2 separate regions of the Mus musculus genome follow, and region 2 is linked to region 1. The links are chromatin loops, found by intact Hi-C in ENCODE. Cell type or tissue: left cerebral cortex. All regions are shown on one strand.

Evidence for each region. Peaks named below come from ENCODE experiments on the same cell type or tissue, not always from the same donor. Only the 100,000 strongest peaks of a DNase experiment are listed, where the experiment ranks them.
Region 2: a loop joins it to region 1, with 2.6 times the contacts of the local background. A loop is called at or near these places in 11 of 42 quality-filtered maps.

What each region holds. Positions count from the first base shown.
Region 1 is chr6:90,808,734-90,811,233 of GRCm38, forward strand. It overlaps Iqsec1 (IQ motif and Sec7 domain 1), which reads right to left and starts at 1,390. Exons shown (of 14, transcript NM_001134384.1): 1 at 1,035-1,390. The coding sequence starts at 1,057. In left cerebral cortex, a CTCF peak has its summit at 1,498; DNase peaks (open chromatin) are centred at 44, 491 and 1,483; H3K4me3 peaks cover 1,878 bases; H3K27ac peaks cover 2,494 bases.
Region 2 is chr6:91,058,735-91,061,234 of GRCm38, forward strand. Nup210 (nucleoporin 210) reads right to left here. Exons shown (of 40, transcript NM_018815.2): 16 at 1,828-2,001. Among named protein-coding and RNA genes, the nearest start is that of Gm38860, 50 kb to the left of the region's middle. In left cerebral cortex, a CTCF peak has its summit at 1,135 (motif pointing right); a DNase peak (open chromatin) is centred at 1,213.

The DNA of each region.
Region 1 (2,500 bases):
TTAGCATGGGATCCGCCCCTCTCAGGAGGGGAGGAGGCAAGGCCTAAGGAGGGCTCAGAGGGCCCTTGATGGGGCTTGGGGGCCTCTTGGAGTTCAAAGCCAGTCTGAAGAGAGTTTGAATTTCCCAGATGACCTCCTAAAAACTGTTGCAAGCCTCCTCTCCTAGTCCTGGTGGCTGATCCCAATTCAAGAACGTCATGCCTTGCTTTTAAACCTTGAAAGGTCCAAGATTACCAAACTGTCTCTATCAGCTTCCAAGCACTGAGCAGGTAGTACTAGGGCAGACTGAGACCAGACCCAAGTCTCATTCAGTCCCCAGGGCCTAGAGTGCCCACATAGGGCAAAGGTTTCTCTTCCCAGAACAGCACCAGCAGAGCCCCCAGAGAGCCTAGAAGGAAGCTGGCATTTGAATCCCACTGCCCCCTGGGAAGCCTGGCTTCACTAAGCACAGCTTTGCTTCCATAAATACCCAGTCCCGTGATGTCACCACCCTAAGCCCGACTTTCACCACCTCCGCTGCTGGCATCAGGCCCAGCAGACGGGTGCTCAGTACCGGCACATTACACCTGTGCTTGACAGCTGGACACTGCTGCCACCTTCACCTGTCTATGGAGAAGGCCATCTCCTGCCACTATCTCAGCCTGCTGCTGGCCTTCCACCTGGCTTGGGTGCAAGCCATGGGCTTGCTGAGTATCAAAGCTTTCCCTAAATAGGTCTGTCAAGGGCACTGACAAAAGCCTAGACCACGGCCATGAGTCTGGGACCCTCATTTGTGGATGTGGATTAGGAGGAGGGTGCCTGCTTCAGTAGGGGACTTTCACAGCTCAAGGAAGACTTGCTGACTAAGATTCTTTTCCCCCTCATCATCAACAACACTGCCTTTGCCGCAGGGGTACAAACATTGGACGAAAGCTTGCTCCCCCTGGACGCCACCTGCAGAGCAGCCACCCCACCTCCACCAAGCCCCTCACTTCAACATGAGTAGTGGTCCTTTCTGCCTCAGGCTTTAGGATAAACTTGTCTTGCATACTCACAAATAGCGTCTTCGGCAAGCCATCCTGCCCAAGTCTGATTTCCTTCTCTCTCCTGCCTGGGCTGAGGAGGCTCAAGGTGGTTCAGAGGAGGAACAGGATGCTCAAGCGAGGTGGAAAGGAAGAAAATGAAAGCCAAGGGCAGTCACTTTCCCAGGACTGGCAGGTTCATCTAGATATGCTGGATGTAATGTGGCAGGGGGCTCCAAACAGGTCCTCCTACGCAGGGTTTACACTGTGCCCAGAAGCCTGGGAAGACGTCGAGTCACCATGGTCGCCAGGTTGGGCGGGGGCGTCTGCCTCGCTGCTACCTGGGACTTCCTTGGGAATTTTCCCTCCCGCACATCCGGGGTGGCAGTGCGCTGGGATGAGGAGGGGAGGGCTGGAGGAGGGGGGTGTCTGTGCCGGTTTGCTCTCGCAGCATCCGGAGGAGGGACAGGAGTGCAGGAGCGCCCCCTCCTTCCAGGAGCAACGTAGTGCGGCCTCGCTGGACCAATCGCCAAAGTGCTCGTTGCCATGGCAACTGCAGCATCAAACAGGGCCGCCCTGTGGGTGCGGCTGCAAAACCAAGAGCCCTGGCGCTGAGACCAATGAGGTGGCTCCTTCTGGCCCTCACTGGAAACCTGGAAATCTGTTGCTAAAATGCACTCGCAGCCCGAAGAATGTAATGATGGCATTGCTTTCCAGGGCAGCTTTCCCGTCCCTGGCATGGAAACATAGGAGCCACTAAACTAAGAACTCAGGAGATCTTGTGTCCTGGAGTTAGGGGCCATGAGACTTCAGCAAGCAGAGTGTCTCCTGGGAATTTCAGATGTGATACTGTAAAATGGGATCATGACAGTTGTGTAACTGGTTCAGGAGGGCTGACCACATACAGTAACTGACATAGCTTGTTATGCACACATCAAATCCTGAGGAGGCACGAGGGTGGGGGGGTGGGGTAGGTGGAGGGGGTCCTCATTCATTTAGGACTAACAGACACAGGGTGGCCCAGCCAGCACTTTGGCCTGAGTCTTCACTTGCAAAGCTGCCTCCAGGGAAGGTAGTGAGAGTGTGAACCCTCTGGATGAGGGTGGCAGTTGCCAGGCTATTTTCTTTGTTCCATTCTTTTAGCTTCTCAGACCCACTGAAGTTGGGGGAAGAGGGAGGCTTCACTCTTGAGTTCTGTTCTTTTATTACAGAGAAAATGGATCTCAGAGGCAATGAAAAACTTATGGAAGGTTACACAGCAAAGAGGGACAGAGGCCAGATGAGGAGGAACTCATTCATCTGGCGAAGTGTCCTTGTATGCAGCGTAGAAACTGCTGAAGCAGCTGGGTAGCCAAAATACAGGGGGCTCTAGGAATGGCCAGTCTTTCCATGAGAGCCCCCCTCCCCAGAAGAATGCTGTCATAGGAATAATTCAGATTTATGTAGGCTTAGCACATGGTAAACTGGTCCACTCTCTCTCCTTGATTGAGTTGCTCTGT
Region 2 (2,500 bases), 250 kb after region 1:
GTCTTTCTCTGAGCACCCCAATCCAAGGTCAAAAACAAAACAAAACAAAAGAGACGGTCATTGATTCTGCAGCAGACACTGGGGCTTAAGCCACCTGCAGGTTCTGAGTCTGTAACCCCCACCCCCACCCCACTTCCCACTCCTTGATGTACCTCTTACTGTAAACCATCCTTACTGGCACAAGTGAAGCAAGTGAAGGAGATACGTGGGGGTCGGTGGAGTATTAATTCTCAGCTCCAGGGTGAACAAGGGCCAGAGAAGGCAAAACCGCCTCACAGATCCACACCAGAGCAGTAGGGGAAACAGGTGTGCTTGACCCCACCAGGAGAGATGAAGGCTGGTCCTCAAGGCCCAGGCTGTACAGCTGTACAGCTCTCCTAACCAAGCTTCCACCAGACGGTGAGGATCAAAGGCAGAGCTGTCTTTCACCCACCAGGGACCCGGCTCACAGCACCCGCCCCACAGCTGGAAAGGCTATGGACATACTCAGCATCAGAAGGTTCATTCAGATGTGTGGGAGGCCTGGATGCACAGAGGTGATCAAGCCCTACTCTGAGATGACTTTGGGAAAACACAGACCCTAGGAGGAGCAGCTGCTGGGTTTGGAGACGGATAAAGCTGGTTCCGCATTTTCAACTCTGCCCACCTCAGAGATGGTCATGGTGATGGGGGAGATGAGGCTATGAGGTGAAGGTTCCAAGCCCACAGAACTGGCCTTAGCCACCATGTACACAGGAGGGATACCAGAGTATGTGCTGGAGGGACGAGGAAACCATGACTTCCTTCCTCCATGCAGGGCCGAGGCTACTTTCTCCCACATCCCTGAGCTGGATGCACTCAGGGCCGGGGGCTATGAGACTCCAGAGCTGAGGACTGAACCTGTTGACTGACCTGCTTCTGGGAAAGCCAACCTGTAGGTGTTACCCCCACCACCGCTGGTTGAAGGCCCCAGGCACTTTCTTCCCCTCCTGACACTTACTTTGGAATGCCCTGCCCTGTGACAATACAATGCTGATGTCCTCTCTCCTCACAGCCCCCAGTCCCATTCTGACCACACACAAAGACAACACCCCTCACGAACAGCTGAAACCACAGGATGCTCCACAAGGGCTCTACAGCTCCTCAGGTGCCCAGCAGAGGGCAACAGCGAGTCTGGGCCTGAGGGGTTGTGTCTTGCTTGGCTACTACAGAAGCTCCTGGACTTAGGATGAGGTCACACCCCAATGACACCATCTTGAGTTAACACACCATGGACTGTTGTGCCCCACCCCCTCAGCCAGCCTGACCTACATGTGCTCTGACATGACAGCCACTGACATCAGCTGACAGTACACAAAGACATGGGACTGAGTGAATGCCCATGAGTTATGGACAGCAGAGCTCCACAGAGCATCAGTTTCCCCTATGGTGCTGAAGCTGACTGAGGCTGTGACTGGCTCCACTGGGCACACAATTAAGGGAAGATGAACTGTTTAGTACTAGCCTGGGAAAAGACCAAAACTCCAAATTGGCTTCTAACAAGTGCCTGCCACCTTCCCACCCCTATAACAGAAAACCAGAAGCTAAGTATGTATGTCTCGCTGTAAGCTGGGAACAGCTATGCAACTGGACTTTGGAATGTCTCCCACCTTTGCAGGCCCTGGATTCCCTCATGCAAGGTGCAAATGGAAACACCCCACACAGCTCTGGCTGTTAAGATTCAGGTGCCTGCATATAGAGTCCCAGCTCTCAGAACAGTCAAGACCATGCATGGGTGCAGGGAGCTAAGGTTCTCTTGTCGATCCACCAGGCAATGTCTCCTCCCTCCCCAAGAGTGGCCATACTCACCACCTGCTTATTCTGCTGCAGCAATGGGCAGGATAGGTCCAGCTGCGGGAGGGCATAGACAGGCATGAGAGTGAGCCTGGATGGTGGGGCACAGATGGACTTCACCACAGTGGGCTCCACAGCAGGGAAGGGGTTAGAGAGGCTGGGCCGGTTCCCCACGGACAAAGCAATGACCTAAAGGAACAAGAGGAGCAGTCAGACACCTGAGCGTAGTCCCTCCTCTCTGAACTGAGACTTAACGTCCGTAGGACAGTGACGATGCCTATACCCCAGGTACCATCTACAAACATCTCAGAGAAGAGGCAGTTTAGGAGATGCCTCATGATTCCCCAGGACATCAGGAAAACTCCATAGCTGAAGCTGGTCCTGGACATTTGAAAGAGGAATCTGTGCTAACTTCACACCCATCAAGGCGAGACACAGATGGAGGAATCTGCACCCTGAAGGTTAAGAGACCTTAACTGTGAAGGAATGGGTCAGAAAAGGGGATGTACAGGACAAAGCCCAGTGGAGAGGCCAGAGCCACAGGTGGAACCACCTAACTCCAGGCCCACTTGCTCCTCCGAGCTAGAGGAGAGAGGCCAACTATGCAACAGTGCACAGGACAGAGCAGGAGCTGTCAGAAAGGCCTGCTTGTGGTTAGACTGGGGCCACTGAAGTCAAGTGCAGCCTC